Regions from separate parts of the Mus musculus genome. Here region 1 is linked to region 2. Evidence: chromatin loops called from intact Hi-C (ENCODE). Cell type or tissue: left cerebral cortex. All regions are shown on one strand. Each heading gives the region's core, and the rest is flanking DNA. Links, peaks and the distances in the headings are about the cores only.

What was found. Peaks named below come from ENCODE experiments on the same cell type or tissue, not always from the same donor. Only the 100,000 strongest peaks of a DNase experiment are listed, where the experiment ranks them.
Region 1: a loop joins it to region 2, with 5 times the contacts of the local background. A loop is called at or near these places in 2 of 42 quality-filtered maps.

Annotation. Positions count from the first base shown.
Region 1 is chr11:37,226,686-37,235,424 of GRCm38, reverse strand. It overlaps a transcript of Tenm2 not described here. Among named protein-coding and RNA genes, the nearest start is that of Gm51890, 240 kb to the right of the region's middle. In left cerebral cortex, for the core only: a CTCF peak has its summit at 5,041; DNase peaks (open chromatin) are centred at 168, 373, 902 and 1,631; H3K4me3 peaks cover 3,806 bases; H3K27ac peaks cover 952 bases.
Region 2 is chr11:36,687,903-36,696,641 of GRCm38, reverse strand. The region is part of intron 2 of Tenm2 (teneurin transmembrane protein 2); the gene reads left to right. Among named protein-coding and RNA genes, the nearest start is that of Gm51889, 5.3 kb to the left of the region's middle. In left cerebral cortex, for the core only: CTCF peaks have their summits at 1,677 and 3,826 (motif pointing left); DNase peaks (open chromatin) are centred at 1,586, 3,793 and 5,605; H3K4me3 peaks cover 501 bases; H3K27ac peaks cover 1,714 bases.

The DNA.
Region 1 (8,739 bases), core at 159-8,158, 540 kb before region 2:
TGTTTAAGGTTATCGGCTCTCCAGGATTACAAGGCGGTTTGACTCAGTTTTAACAGCGTGACCAATGTCAGTGATTCCAGACCTACTGTACGGTACACGCTGCCTAAAATATTCAAAATTGCAGGAAGAATCCTTGGCATTCCGAAAGAGAATTTCTTTAAAATGCTGTTTTTGCATTACATTGCTGTAGATTTGCAGGAAGCAATAGTAGACACGGCTTTTCATGTGGCTTGCAAAGATAATAAACAGATAAGTGGCTCGGTGCATCTTCTACTCTACTGACTGAGCTATGGCTAAATTTACTTAATAATAAATTTAGGGCTTTGAAGAAGCAGGAAGGATGCTGGTATTGTTTTATTCAAAACTGTGAGGCATACAGAGCTTGCTAACCTCAGACCAGCCCTTTCTCAGCTCTTACTTGAAGTGGCATCTTGTCAAATGGGGAGAGAGAGAATAGTTTCTGCTGTACACATGGAATGAAATTATTTAAAATAGCCAGCATAATGCATGCAAATTGGACCCTTACTCTTTTCTTTAAAACACCAGAATTCACTCTGCCACCCTTGCTGCCAGGATCCATGTTCAACATTATTTTTAATATCACATTTAATAGTTCTTTGATGCAGTCAAATAATTTGAGTCCTTTAGAGGGTTTTGAGTAGTTACGATATTTCATTTGTCTTCCTTGTTCTTCCCCTTAAGTTTTCAGTTCCTGTTCAGTAGAAAAATTGAAGGGTCAATAAGTGAAGGTAAATCAGTCATTTAGAAGGGCCGGAGTTTAGAATTTCTGCTCAGCCATGGAGACATGAAATGGATCATGGAAAGTGTATGGCAGGAAGGGGGGTGGTGCTCGTGCATTCTCACCCTCAGATGCTCAGGATCTAAGCGCGGGTGGGAGACTCAGGTTAGGGATGCTCCGAGGCCCATGGGCTTTGCCCAGGGAGAATATTATTCTGTCACGAAGACTGCCTCTACTGTATGGTAGTCACCTCCAGAGCAGCAGGCTGCCATGGTATGGGAAGCTTGGTTTGCAGTCATACTGTTAAACTTTGCTTTGATGCAAACTTAACTGGCTTTGTGAGAACTGCAGAAGGCAGGTAGTATATTCAGGAGTAAAAAAAGAAAAGAAAAGAAGAGAAAAGAAAAAAAGAAACCATTTGTAAATTAAGTCAACTCTTCAGGTTCTGTTTTACATAAGAGAAAAGCTACCTTAAACCATGACACTGATTCACCTGTGCTGTTTCCCCTAGGGTTGACAAAAGCCATTCTCAAAATTCCTGAGATCAGAGCCTTATTTCTGCCCGTGTATGCTTCTAATAAAAAAGAGGCATCTTATTTGTAAAGAGAGTACTTCTTACTCAGGACTCTCTTGAGGTAGCAATATTGCCATTTTAGAATATTTTCATGGGCCCTTAAGTTTACCATTTTGATTAAATTGGAGGAGAAAAACACTCCTCTTCCATTCATTTAGGACAGTTTTTGACTGGAGTGTTTGCTTGTAGGAGTCATAAAGAAACAAAACTGCATGCACATAGTGAATCCTAGTCCTCTGACCATAAGGTTTCTAAAGCAACTTACTCTCCTCCTCCTGTGACCATTTCCAGGACAGCGTACCCCACGCAGAGCAGCTTCAGTAGTAGTCCACAACACTTCCAGGCATGGTCACTAAGAGATAACTGAGCAAGCTCAAGTCTTCTTTTGATGGGTCCATAGGGCAAAATATGCACACCTTTAAATACACACATCACAATTAGCTTCCATTTCAGCAGCCTCACAACCTCTGAAGCCCAGGAGTATGTTTATTTAGGGAACACGTTTCTTTCCTGCAGAGTTGTTTTTTGTTTTATCTTATTTTGGCTTGTTTCTCCACCCCAACCCTCTGTGCACTTCTAGTTTCCTGGCAACTTCTAGAAGGCTCGGATATTTTTCTGTTAAACTATTAAACACATCTATGCTTTTGACTCAATGACAAGCTATGCTACTATTCCACTAACCGGATTTGCATTACTATAACATGGTTCTCTATGATAGCATTTCTGTGGCTTGTTGGCATCACTGACGTTTGGTTTTGTTTTGTTTTGGGGTTTTTTGTGGTTGTTGTTTTTTATCATTAAGCTTGTCCTTAAATCTTCACTAAGACCCTTTAACTTCTGCGCCTGATGTTGATTTCAGGTTAAGGTATCAAAATAGTATCATCATCTTGATGGTAAATTAGGGAGTTCATTCTCAATTGGTCTGCTAGTGACATGTCAGTATGTGCAAAAAGCCTTGCACTTCCTAGAGAAGGTAACATTTTTTTTTAAAGAGGGCTGTGTAGAAAGACAGGTGTCTGAGGCTGTGGGTTCACAGACTTTGACAGTTCTGTCTGACTCTATTGTTAGAGTTCCTGTTCCCATCTTTATAAGAATGGAGATTTCTCTGCATGTCCAAAGTGTTGATTCTGCTAGACCTACAGACTGTTTCTTAACATTGATTGCCATTCTTTTTCGTTGTATGAGTGAAAGGATCCTCAATGTACCTGTGTGCTTTAAAGGAGGACCTGCATTGCCCTGCCCATTCCTAGATTTTTCCGTTTGACCTGACTGATTTGGAGAGGTGATTTCTGCTGAAATAAAATCAAGGTCATTTCCAAGGGCTTAAAAAATATATCCCTCCCCATCTGAGGGCTAAAAGTTAAACTGCTAGTAAGATTTGGAGAGGTAGGACTTACTGTCAAACTCCTTATCTCACACATGGCTATGGACAAAGCATTTTTTTTTTCCTCATTACTTGACATGGAGTAACAGTTCTAGTCTTTGATCTGATACTGACTCTTGCTAACCTCAATGTGTTCTTCACACTCTCCATTCTACACCCAGAAGAAGTGAAAGAGACTTTCAGCCAAAAGATAGAACCTGGATACTTGCATTTTTAAAAAGGTATTTTCAGTGAAAAGATAGGTAACAATATTTGATGAAATGAGATAAATTTTGCAATCAGGGAATACTGCAAGTAATGTGTATTTACCCTACCAGTCATTTTAAAGAATTTCTTCTGCTGAGAACAGAAGTATCTGCTCTTTGTGTAGCAGCTTTGCCAAAGTAGCCTTTGTTTTTCTGGCGTTTAGTTTGATTTAGAAAAGAAATGGTTCCATTGTTTAAGAATGTGTGCTATCAGCAACATGTAGTTGTTTTTACTTTCTTGTTCTCTTTTCCGTGCTAAGAAAGACAAAGCACTTGCTAATTTAATTATTTTAGATACACTGAGAGTTGTCTTGCTGATATTTCCAAAGGCTTCATAAGCTAAAGAAGCAAATAACTCGTTCACTAAAATCCGTCTGTCTCTGCAGAATCCATTCAATATATACCCCCAGTGTGATTCTGAACTTGAAGTAGTACAGCTTTCAAAAATCAGTTCCTCCATAGCAAACCATGAAGAACTCTAAGAAATTGTCCCCAAAATGAAGTTCCTTTTGATTTCTTGTTTGTTCTGGTTTTGTTTTGTCTTGTTTTTCCTGAAAGTCTTCCATTGGTCCATCTGCCCTCTGCCCTCAGCATAGAATGACAATCCTTATAGGCAAAAATGAATTGATGGGGTATGCATAGTATTTATGTACTGTGTTGGCCTGTGAGTGAAAAGAGAGCAGGTGTTTTAACTCTGTAAGTATAATAAAGAGAATCCCAAACAAAACAATGCATGTGATATGTTAAAGTCAAGTCTATTTCTCCTGGTAAAGATTTCTGCCCCCTACCACTCTGACCAATGTGACCAGGATGGACCAGTCGACTACGTCCTTCATATTACTAACAGCGTGTAGCCCGTGCTAGGATATACATGCATGATAAGTGCTGAACAGCCAAGTCTGTGTTGGAAACTACAGTGCTGTGTGTTTGGGAAGAGAGCTGGTTCCTCTGAGGTGCTCAGGTCCCAGGACTGGCCTGCAGTCTGGAAGAGGCTTGAATCTGCAGTTCTACTGACTTGTGGGCTGTGCCCCCTGCTACTCTGTCTTCTCGGAAGTGGCTCTGCCACATATTTTGGGACATAGATATTTTGGGAAGTTTTTCTGCTTGCTTGTTCTTATCATTTCAGGAGAACTCAATGTAGATTTGCAAAAGTTTATAACTCAGCTTTCAGAAAGTATATGTTATTCCATGAGTATTTTCCTTTTAGTGCTCTATAAGATTAGGCTTGTTTTATAAATCACACTAGACATTTTGCGGTATACATCTCAGTTAGTATGACCTTTGTATTTATAGAAAAGAGAAATTTGTACCCTAACAAGTAATAATGAATTTAGGAATGTGGCTCAAAAGAATAAGTCATAAATTAATTTATTTATTTAGGTTCCTCAGTCTTTACTTATTAGAAAGTAAAAGTTAAAGCCAGAGTATTAGTCATATGAAAGCGGTAAAGTCGAAACTCAGAGTGGTATATTGATTGTAAATCATGACAGAGGCAGGATTCATTTGGTAGATGCTTATATTGAAATGCTGTTTTTTTATTGTTGCTTCCAGTTTAGTTGGTACCTAATGTTTTGATCTCTCCTGCCTCAAGGAGAGGCATAGAGTCCATGTAGAAGACGTATACAGGGAAAGGAACATCATTTTGGCAGAGATTAAGAACATCCTATACTATAAAATAATCATTTCAAAAACATAGATGTTAAGTACTTCTGATTGTATTTGGATCGTTTCTTCAAGCTACATCAAAATTTCAGTATTGAAAACAACTTAAGTATGGTTTTTAAATGGTTTCCAAGAAGGAAACACACCACAGAAGCTCTCCTTACCTGTGCCTATAGAAATCTGGGTATCAGGAACACCACAGCATACTTTTTACTACAGACTTTTTGCAACTGGCTTTAAATTATTAACCATGATCATTTTTAAAGCCTTGAAAATATCAAAATATCGGGGCATTTGAATATTCGCTACACATTTCAGTAGAAATTACTTAGAAATGCAGAAAAACAATAACTATACTACAGTGCATTTTAGTCTTTATCTTACTTTATTCCTGCATGGTCAGGACTGTGATTCCCACACACAAGCCAGGTCCTGTGCCTCTGGTGGTAGAAGCAGCCTGAAGTCAAAAGGATATACAGGAACTCAAATGGGAAGAGAAATAGGTGCTTTCTTTACAAAGCAAGATAATGCTGTGTTCTTTGTGTAGGGTATATTGGAAGAGTTATTTAATTTCCTTTCATTTTTGTATTTGCTTAGGCAGTAATTGTACACAGAGATCTGTGCATTCTCTGTCTTCTAGTATGTTCAAGATGTTTCTATTCATGTAGCCTTGGCTCATGTGATACCTCGGACTGGGGACCTTAAGCAAGGCTTGGGACTGTCAGCACTAGCTAAGTAGAAGTTCGAGAGAAAGACAGTGTGAGCTGGGGTGGGGGGGGTAGAGGGTCTATAAGTTAAAAAAAAATGTGTTCTATGATTGGTTACACTTTTTTTATTAGTCATTCCTGCAGTTTTATTTATATTTTTTGACTGAAACATCTTGAGAAAGCACAAACTGCTTCTCTCCATTTTAACCCTACAAATAACATAGTTATTGCAGAGACATTTCACAGTGCTTGGGGGGGGGGTACAATTTGTAGGACCCAGCATCTAATTTTTCTATTTTCTAATCCTGTTTATATATCCCTACACACCATCAGAGCCAGTCAGATGAAACCAATTACTAAGAGGAAAAAAAATCAAATTTATTTATTATATTTATTGGATGTGTCTGTTGCTTAATTATCCATTGGCAAATTTGCATGTGGCTACAGAGAAGGCAGTGGATGAGTGTGGAAGAAAGATCAATCATCAATCTCTCAACTCCATAAGGTAGCCATGAAAATAAAGAGGGCAGAATCAACTTGTCCTCTCCCCTTGTTCTTAGGGTGAGAATCTAAAACCTGACAGAAAGATATCATTTGAAAATAAAGGTGCATCTGTGTTGACATAGGAAAATACAGAAAAACTGGAAGATAGGACTTTTCTATGCAATCCACAGCCTTATGAAGTCTAAAATGCATTAGCTTTTTGGAAACACATGGTAGTTTGGATGTTTAAAGTGGAGATTGGAAATCAGGATCAATTTTCTAGCCAAGTAGATGATGGAGTCCATCTAGGGGAAGGATTATAAGTTGGGGGTCAAAATGAAAGGATAGAGAGGTAAAATGTGAGGCTGACTAATAAGAGTGAAGGCAAGCTAAGTGGTGGACACTTTCCTAGCAGGGGCAAGGCTCTGCATTTGTTCTTCAGTCCCAGTTCTGGGATGGGAGAGGCAGAGAGAATAAGGGGAATACTAGACAATGGAAAATAAGATGGTGTGTGTAAGACAGCATTGCTACACTTAAAAGAGGTTGCTGTAGTTGGCGTTTGGTGGTATGGAAAGATGCAGGCAGGCCGGCAGGTTCTTATTTCTCTTCTGTGTTTTCACTTAAAATTCTTTCTGCAACCAATCCTGGTTATCTCATCTTTTACCCTGTTACTCTAACAGAATGAATCCTGAGTGTCATTTCTCCCTTCACTTTCTAGCCACATGTCATCATAGTTTTGCAAACTTACTAAGGTGGACATTTCTTTTCAACGTGGGCGGAGGCTGAACTGGTCACTCTTTCATGGAGATTTGACAAAGCCAAATTGATAAGAGAAATATTTATATCCCTCTTCCCCTGAAAGGACAGGTACATTGTTATGTCTGGCCCATTCTGACCTTCCAAGGTAGAAACTTCAGGGAAGAAAACACCCCTTTGGAACTTAAAGACACTTGAAAGCTTTCTTCTAGGTCTCACTGAACAAGATTTGGTGTCAGAGGTACACTGTGGATGTCATTTGGAGAAAGTGCTAGCTAAATTGTCATTTGTTGCTAATTTCCATTGGTTTGGGGAAGCTTCTATCAAAGAGGCTATCCCAGCATTGGAGATTAGGATTTCTTTCTCTCTCTTTTTTTCCCCCTCTACATTTTGTCTGCAGAGAAATTAAAATGCCAACACGATTCTTGAGTATTGAAAGGAAGGGTGTGTGATCCTTGTAGACTCGGTGAGAAACATGTTAAAGATTAAGCATAACTCTATAGTTCTTCTAATCTTAACGTTAAACATTATCTTATAGTACCTTTTCTTGCAGAATAAACGTTGCTTGTAGCTGGATTCACTGCAGAAGCCAAATAGTGAATAGAGATAGAGGCTGAACTCTCGTTCCCACAGCAACAATTTTTCACTAAGCTATTCCCTAAGGCCAGTCTAGGTATATGAGGGGCACTGCTTCTTTTTATATGATTTGTGTATGTTCCCATAGATTGTGAAGTCTATTTCTGGGCAATTTTCAAGTTAAAATTGTGTTACGGCTACCCGGAAGGTTGTCATTTCTTGGTTTTTCTCTTGTCAGTCAATTCATAAGTGTTATTAAGCCCCCATGGGGTACACACAGAATCACACACAGTTTAGCGTATGTGTGTGTGAGGATTATGGCCCTGTGGTCTAGAAGCTTAGGTAAAAGAATATTACGTAGATGCATGTCTATATTTTTAAAATAAGGTTTTTAACCTAAGACGTTCAGAAAAGTTTGTCACCATGTTGCTACCCTTTTCTGATTTATTTATTTACCTATTCATCTTGGCACATGTTTACAGTGCACATTTTGCAGCATTTCCTTGCAACTTCAAATGTATTCATTCTGTGAAAAGCATGGCTTTAGGTGAGGTCAGGAATCTAATGTGTCAGCTTTCTTTCTTCTTTATTTCTATTTAAAAAAAATTCAGATAACTAATAACAGGCATGTTTACCTAAAGGGTGAGGCTGGAAGGTGAGTATTAGACTGTGTCTCTGGCTGCACAGGTTAGGTTGTTCTCAACTTCGAGGTTTCAGAATAAGAAGATATCCCAGAGCTGAAGCTTTGCAGGATGCATGCCTGTTGCCTGGGTGACTTGAATGATTGAGTGAGTGGCTAAATCACTTCCTACCCCAAGCTACCCATTTACATTGCTCATAAGTGATACATATACTTGCTATTTCCCCTAAAAAATTAAAAGGGAGAGAAAGAAGATAATTTTTGATAATTCCAGGAACTGGAAAGAGGAGAAGATGTTACCTCATTCTTCACATCCCAAGGGTGAAGATTTGTCTCTCGAGGAATCCTTTCCTCAGAGACCAAGAAAGGACAGGGTTAATACGCAAGTTCTTGGGTTTCCTTTTCACATGCTCATGCTCGTAAATTTATCTCTTATCAGGCCTTTACGGGAAGGGTAATATTCTTGAAAAGCAGGAGGTGAATATCTCAGAAACTAGATGGTAAAGGACCAGTGCCCCGGAGGCGCTGACCCTCTGCACGGCCCCAGGTAATAGCTTCCTGGACTTTGGGCAGTCTGCTCTGACTTTTGATATCCCCTGTCAGCTTCTTGATTAATGCTCATTTTGACCGTGGCTTTCACGATGTTCATATCTCATTTCCAGCAAATAGTCGCTAAACCATCCAAATTTCTCTTCCATCTACTCTTCCTTGTCTGTTTGAATTGGAGAAGCAATGGGTGTAAAAGAAAAAAATATGTAGAGCCTTTGGGGATATGCTCTTCCTTTAAACTTCTGCCCTTGGCTCGTGTCTTCTGGGTTGAGAATGCCTGAGGATGTGTAAGATAGTTTATCTGTGGCTGCTGGGGCTCTCCTGGATACAGTTCTTTTTGATAGGAAATATTTTATAAATCCATAGTATTATAAAGTCTTTATTTCTCCACTGTATTATATAACTAACTGAAATATTTTGAATT
Region 2 (8,739 bases), core at 150-8,149:
CCTTACGATGAGGTTTGAATCATTTAAATGAGTCCTTTAAACAAGTATGGAGGGTGGCAGTGTCCCAGGTACTACTATGGGGATGACAATAGCATCGATGGGTGCATGCAGAGGTGTGATGGATGCTTAGACCTGGAGAAAGAGATCTTAAATACGGACAGCTCTTAGAGACTTGAGATGTGTATTATATGGACTGGGTACACTTTGTGTTTCATTTGCATGTTATAAGAAATGGGCGGTAGTAAATTGGAGTCATTTTCAAAGTGTTTGAACTTCTAAATAAAGGGGCTGGGATTCAGATCCAAGCAATCTGGCTCTAGAGTCTTTATTCCTGACTACCACTGATATTCACAAAAACATGAATTGGGCTAAAAGGGTGGCAGGATTTAATAGAAGTTGTTTGCTTTCTAAAGAACCTCTATCTTGTTCTCCTCCTCCTCCTCCTCCTCCTCCTCCTCCTCCTCCTCCTCCTCCTCCTCCTCCTCCTCTTTCTCTTCCAACCTGTTCCAACTGCCTATAGAAGACAGATGCTGGGGGGGTGGGGGGGGTGTATGTGGCAAAGCAAAACAAGTTCTGACAAATGACTTTTTTTTTTTAATATTCAGGATCAAAACCCTACATCTCTGGGGAGTAGTGGTACCAACTGAAACACATATTGCCCCCTTTCCTGAGAATATAGCCATGGATATACACAAGCACAGATAGGCATATGCAAACATGTGCTCACAGTTACATGCATACATATACACACAGGTATATGTGCAAGCCCACATGCATATAAACGTGCATACATGTGCACAGACTATATATATAATTAGTTAGTTAATTACGTTCAGTGGCACACACACACACTGCATCCATAGCTCTTTGTATTTTTGCCTAATTCTGTGCTGGCTACAATAACCAACAATTCTCAAGAAGATCCCAACAGTTTGGCCTTAAAAATAGTTTCAGCAAATGCATTTTGAAAAGCCATCTGAGAAATACAGACCAGCTGCACCTTTCGGTTTAAAAATTGAAACACTGGTCTCTGAAGTATTTCTCCACTTTCTTCCTGTCCACTTGCAGCCATCCTTTACATACTTACATCCCATTATATTTTCCCTGATTGAAAGTCTGTTGAGCATCCCGATGCCCGTCAAATGGTGGACAAGCACCTTTCATGTAAGCTATTGTCTTCTCTTTTTTAATCTTTCTGTTCCAGCAACGTGTGGAGTCATTTTCTGTTTCATATTCAAAAACTCTGACTTCCGTCCACAGGGTGATTGCTGGTGTAGAAAAAGCCAGCTCATGCAACCTGCAAAAACCAGACCGGGAAAGAATAATCCAGTCGGTTGGCATGCTTTTTCCCCTGACCCCCAAGAGCAAAGTCTTCCATTCTGCTCCTAGAAAGCAGAAATGCCTCCTGAACACATGTGGTCTCTGTAACTCTTTGAATCAGCAAACATAGCCAGTGCCAGTCTGACTGTCGATCTTAGCAAGGGAATTTCAGACGTGCTGGAGTGCACCAGACACACGGTATTGTCTGAAGTGGAGTTTGGGCTAGCCTATTAAATTCCTTAAGGAGCAAAAGCAACCTCAAGGACATGCCTGCAAAAGGAAGACAGGGGAACAGGAAACCTTGATCCTCTCCTCCCAGTCTTCAGCAGTAGTTCTGAAAGCCGATGTTTGGGGAACCCCTAATGGCTAAATGCACAGGAGCAGAAGCAAAAGAAAATGCTGCGATTCCGTTTGCTGTGAAAATGTTGAATGGTTTCCTTTTCTCCGTGTCTGCAACTTGGAATTCTTTGGCCTCTCTCATCTGTTTCCAGCTTGGTTGAGTTACGACCAATCAAATATGAGGAAAATTAGATTTTAATGGAATATCTGATTTTCATTGCTTAATTGATTTAATTGCAAGTTTCTGTTTCAGACTGGTAGAAATGCAAAGACTTTCAGTCAAATGTAGAAAAGCTCTCATTTTTCTGTATTTGACAATGACAAACTTGGTAAGATATCTTTAGCCTAGATTCTGGGACATTGGAGGAAGGTTGACCGGCACCTTTCTGAATTGTTATTCATACCCTGTATTTGTCTCTCTTTTATATAAATGCATAAAGAAATATGCATAAGTATACATATTCTATGTCAGAATCTTGTGTTTGTATTTGTTTATTCTGGTTGTATTGACTTAATTCTCGTGTGTTTTTGTTTGTCAAGGAGGACAAAATATGTGTGCTTGTAGAAACCTATACCTTGTTTACCAGAACAGCAAAGACCACAGACTGTTTTTTGTTTTGTTTTGTTTTGTTTTGTCTTGTTTCTACTGGGAAAGGGAAAAACAGCCAGAAAGGTCAATGTCTAGCTTGTGGTCAAGGTCAGTGGGCTCTGTAGTTGTCTAAGCTTTTCAGAGCCTTAAGTGGGAGCTAGTATATGCCAGTAGCAAGTCACACTGGATGCCTAGGACACTGCAATAAGAAGACTTCCTGATACAACACGAAAGGCTCAACACAGGTGTGGACAGCAGGAGTCTGTCTGTCTCCATGTCTCTCTGTCTTTCTGTCTGTCTGTCTCTTTCTCTGTGTTCCTGTGTCACTCTTTCTCTCTGTCTCCATCTCTCTGTCTATCACACACACACACACACACACACACACACACACACACACACACACACACCAGTCTGTACTGGTCATCATCCCGTCTTTAGACAGCCATATCAGCAGCCATCTTTGACCTTCTACATTGACTTTCTACAGTAGTGAACCAGGCAGGCATCTTTGTGAGATAGTGAAATCCCCTGACCTCGTTACAGTGCTAGCTAAGGACTAGACCTAAAAACATATTTTCTTTTCTTGTTTGTTTATTTGGTCATTTTGTTTCATAAATGAGGAACTTGCTATATTTCCTAGGAGGGCCTTGAGCTCTTAAACTAAAATAATACTCCCTTTTTAGCGCCTTGATTTCCTACGTGCTTAGGCATGTATCACCACCCCTTCCTCCAGCTCTTTATTTTGACCTGCATGTTAATGACCTGCATGTTAATGACCTGCATGTTAATGACCTGCATGTTAATGACCTGCATGTTAACTTTGTTGTTGTTTTATACCTTTACCCGTTCTGGGAAAGTTATCGTCTCTACATACATTATTACGTGTACAAGTGTGTCCATATGTGGGTACCTGTGTTTCTGCACACACTTGTGTATATGTGCATGTGTGTTTAGGTGTATGTACAAACCACTGAAAAATGCAATGCTAATTGTAGACAACCTGTACTTGTTAGCTACCTTATTTATTTCTTTGTTGGTCTCTTTATTTGAGACACAATCTTCAATGCAAAAAAAAAAAAAAAATCCTAGCCTATTTTTTTCCCTTTTCTCCTCCTCATTCCTAATTTCTGAGGAGACACCCCCCTCTGCAGTTGTGAGGATACAGAAAGCCTGGGGGCAGGAGCTCTAGAACCGTGGCATTCCATAGAGGTCTAACTCTGCTTAAGGTAATGGTGGATCCTCAAAAAGGTTGTTTTTCTTCAGATATTTATTTTTAATCATCTGTAAAATGGGAGTCTTAGTGGGCTCTAACTCTCACGATCATGTGAGTGTTCAATGATATAGTAGACTTCAAGTTCTTAAGTAGCTATCTAACATACATGAATTCCTTAATAAATGCAATGGATACCACGGGGCTCTGAAACTATGGCATAGGCTAGCCTGAGTACCTTGCAGACTTTAGTTCCTTTATCCCAGTTATACTAAACAGAGAGTGAGTCAGCTCATTGGAGAACATTATGCAATCTCTAGTGGCATTTTTGGTCGTCACGACTTGGGGTAGCTACTGGCATCTAGTGGATAGAGGGTGAGGCTGCTCAAATGAATGCACCACACAATGCACAGGATGGTCACCCACAGGATGGCAATAGAGTTGGTGTTGAAAAGTCCCTACTTAATCTAAGATTTATGTACATTGTGCTTATTTTCTAGGACAATCTGAAGCCTAAAGAAACCATAGTATTTCACCCTGCAGATGTAGTGTTGACCGCCACTCTGCCAAGCATTTGTGGCAAAAGAACTCAGTTTCTTCTTCCGTTAACAACATACAAGATTCTCCAAAGTCTCAAGGCAGAGCACTTTGTTTTCAAATCTATGTGAAGTAAAATATTTCCCATTCGTCAATGACTGACATCACATCTTTATGGTCTGTGCAAGCAGGACAGTGATGATTGTATTCTGGCATGTTAGAACAGATGTTGTCCAAAATATAGTGGTAGCCAGTGCTAGAAGACCAAACCTCTGCCAACTCTTACCCTTTGCATTGGTGGAGTCCTGGGGGAAGTGGACAGCTAGCATTGGCTGGCTGATAGGAGTCTCTCCCAAACCTTAAGGCCAAAATTATGGCATTATCGTCCAGTAATCACGTAAGTTTATTTAAATATTATAACCATTGGTTTGCTCGGCCCTTATAATTTCACAGGTACTTGTTGTTTCAGAGGAAGCCAAGAGATAAGTGTGAGATTAAAGAAAATATTACATATCAAGTAAATATAATCAAGTAATAGAAATAAATATCAAGGTAGTCAGGAGGAGGTTGGTCTTCATAATACCAAATAAAGATGTGATGTCAGTCATTCACGAATGGGAAATATTTTACTTCACATAGATTTGAAAACAAAGTGTTGATCAGCATAACCTAAGGCCTGGTACAGAGCAGATGTTCACATCATAGCATAGCTCACATTCATCTGCAGAACTGCGTGCAGTTTCAGCGGCAGAGATGCTAGGACCCTCAGACACGCATGCACATACACACACACACCGCTTCCCTGTTTTAGACCTCCTACTTTATATCTAAGTAGAAAATATTAGCAGTAATTGGTTGGTTCCACTTCTCAACCTCTCAGCCTTTCCATTAACTATGGTCCATCTCAACATCACAGCAACTCTTTCCCGCTGTATCCCCTTGCCATGTGTGTAGAGAGTTAGCTGAATGTATTCAGAAAGCCAAGTGACTCCAAATGCCTCCCCTTCATTACGACCTATGGTCAAACCCAGATGTCACAAAACAATTTGTGATCTGCAGCGGTCACTGTGGTCTGGGCAAAGTGGCCACAACCATTAGTAGAGATCAGTTCCCAAACCATTTCTTTGTGAATGTTTATTACAGGACTCCATTTCTGTCTTTTTAAACACCGCTAAATTAATGGTAACATGGTTTGCAGTCCTCACAACTGTCATTTTAATTGTGACATTCGCTGGATTAAAAGTGCTCTTGCTTTTGGCTTACCATATGTATTTTTTACCCCTGTTATACTGACTCTTTGCTAGATGTAGCACAATACTTATTTTCAAGTCACAATGGGCGTGAAGGGTGGGGATGAAAAAGAATGGAATTTTTTTATGTAGCATGATATGTTGAAGATAAAGAAGCATTGTTTTCCAAAAGTACAAAATTGGACATTAAAAAAAAATGTGTTTGCAGAAACCAGTTATGTTTGGTGGGTAGGTGTTTTGTGCTTCAAATTAATATTTGTCCTTTAAAATAGCAGATGTTTAGCTGTGTATGTGGGCAGTGGATTTGAGTGGGCACGGCATAGATGTTCCAAGGGAAGGGCTGAGAGACAAGTGTGGCTCTTACAGCCAAGGCAATCCCCACCTCCTCCTCCTCCTCCCCCCTCTGCTCTGCGTTGCTGCTTTCTTGGCATTCCATATACGCTCTGTGGAACCTCACTTTTGAAAAGCATGAAGCGACATTTCCCACAGCACTAAAAGCTACGTGCTCAGAGTGAGGTCTTTTGACCAGCAACACCCTTGTCCAGGGCCTGGTTCGAAAGTAAGAAGTCCAGGTTTCATGCAGCCCACTCAGCCGGGAGGAGAACCTGCACTCTAATAAGACCCTGGTGATTTCTAGTCCCATTAAAGCTGAGATGCGATGGCCTAAGAGATTCCAAATATGAACTTTCCAGTGTCAGTTATTTACGTCTATATTATACTTTTTGTTTCGCATATATTACGTGAGGACATGTATCACCCTCTCCATGTATCATGAGAGAAGGTGGGTTTTTGTGTATTTGCCTGGACCTGTTTAGCATGTAGGTAATAAGTCCTGACCACAGAGGTAAGCAATCAATTCTTTACTTTCATACTCAGATTATAACCTCAAAGATGGGGACTAAAGCAAACATGGAAGCGTTTGTGCGCTTCTACTTTTCTAGCTGAGTGTTCTTGAATAAATTATTTACATCCCGTCCACCTCAGTTTCTTTACATGTAAGTTGCAATACATAATTACTCTCACATGGGTTTGTTAAGAGGATCAAATGAGATCCAACATTGAAAGCTGTCAGCATAGTGCTAATTGGTTTAGGGTGAGTTCTTGATAAATATTGGCTACTATTATATTAAATATCATTTAAGATAGTTGATTCTAGGCATAGTATACCCTAAAGGAGTATAGTCTAGCCCCACCTACCCTCACTCCATTTTTTTTTAATTAGGTCCATGTTCCTCAATTGGGGTAGATTTTCTTTCCTGAGGCATGGCATTGTGTAGACAAGCTACATTGTCATTCATCGGAATGAGGTACAGTGGGAAAGGGACTAGACTTGACATCTAATGGACAGAGAACCATTATGTTGTTAAATGTCCCAGGATGTATGAGATACCCCTGCATATAGCAACCAAGTATGATCTTGCCCAAAACGTCAATACCACTAAAAGCTGACAGGTTCTCTATTACTCATAGAGGACTTAAGCAGAGTAATCGTGTTTTCTTCAGGATTTAGACACCAGTGTACGGTCATTCCCTCAAATATTAATGTTGAGCCCCCTTGTCAGAATCCATCAACTGTGAGGCAAATCATTTCTCGGGCACCGAGTCACACAGTGGAGAACCTGATGCAGCCTGATTAACCTATTAAAGGTCATAAAACAATAACAATTACATTGCACATTTCATTCTTTAATATCAAAGAGAGCTAGGCTCTTTGAAATGTAAAACATCAGAAGTGGAAAGAATAGCGCCTTCAATTCCCCCAGGGGCCCAAGGTCATTGTACAAATAACAGACTGCTTCCCCTGTTAATTTCACTCCATCTGAGGATATGGAGGAAGTCACAAAAGACGGACAGAAGAAAATCTGGAGAGCGATGAACTTCTAATACCTGGGAACTGGGGTTAAACTGTGTAGCCTCAGTCCGTAGTTCAATACAGATGCTAGAAATGCAAAACAAATGTCCTTGCAGAGGTAGAGGGATACAGCATGAACTAGCCTAGCTTTCTTTTTTTCCCCCTCCTTTAACAAATCAGAAATGCTGCAGGAACTTCCAAGGACACATTCATTTCCCAGGTACTATTGCAAAACCAAGGGCGAGGAGGCGAGTGTTAGGTTCTATTCCTACTGTGAACAGAGTAGGCACACACCAATTTACACCTCATTGTTAAGAGAAACTTTATTCCACAAGTGAGACTACATTTACATCTTTAGTAATTAAGCTAAAAGTTTTTTTGGTTTTTTTTTTTGTTTGTTTGTTTTTGTTTGTTAAATGACATTTCCCCACCACAAATCCGGAAGTAAGTATTGTATGTTAAGTGGGATCAAACGCTAAAATGTACGCATTAGAACCATTGCCCACATCTGAGTGCTAGCACCATGTTTTAGCTTCATCGTTTGGCTAGGCTGTTCCCAGTGGTATCTGGGTTTTACAAGAGGCCACAATGACTAAGTGAAGCAGCTGAGATGCTGGGAAGGGGGCAGAGACATGTTGTTGGACAAGGCTGGCTCTTGTCACTCTCTGAAACAGTGAGCCATGATAGTGAGTTAGCAAGAACTCCCAGTAATTCTGAGGGCTCCATCCATCAGCCTATGTGCCAGGCTGCAGCGACGTCCAGCCATACATCTCCCACAATCTTTGCTCCTTGGCAATTTTCATTTTTAGGTAAATTGAACATTGAGAGCTGTATATTAAGAGCTCTAAGAAACTAGCATCCTTTATTCCACACACAGAAGACTCTAATTGACCTAAAAGGCATTTTCCCTCCTAGCAATTGGCATGGTTGCTATAAACAATACAAATATTGCCCTGGATAATATATAATTGCTGTGTGTCAGAAAGAAATTAGACACATAACTTCTAAAGACATTTGCACCAAGATTGAGGCTGTGGGGTAAACTTAAGCCATCCAGGGGTCTGATCTGTCCTGCCCTAAGAGAAATTCTTGAGTGCACACCTATGTTGAATGTTGAAGACTGCCCAGTCAGGCTGAACTTTGTGTATGCTAGATGGCTCTCTCCCATGAAAAGCATACAAAGTAAAGTGTTCAAGTAGAAGCCTGCATTTGGTGCTTCACTAGGTAAATGGTCAGACAAATCCATCAGGAGCCCACATTTTTAAAAAATGAAGAACCTTGTGATTTTCACATATGTTGAGCATAAATGTCAAAGAACTGTGGCCTTGCCATAAGGCTGTAAGTAGGGCTTGGTATATAATGTTGGCCCTGAACAACATGAGAAGGAAATGCCTTGGACACATTTCTTTTATATTATTAGGGGCATTGCTTGGAGGTGGGGTACAAACACCACACAAGCTTTCTGTTCTGAAAAAGATTCAGCTTACTCTTTGGAAACACCTTTAGTTTCACATCCCTTAGGTTAACCCCCAGCCTTTCCCACAAGGCTGCTCTAATGCCAGACTCCTGTTTTGCTTTGTTTTTTAATGGGGTTCTTCTTACTACCTGCTCCACCTACTAATAACTACACCCTAAAGAATCA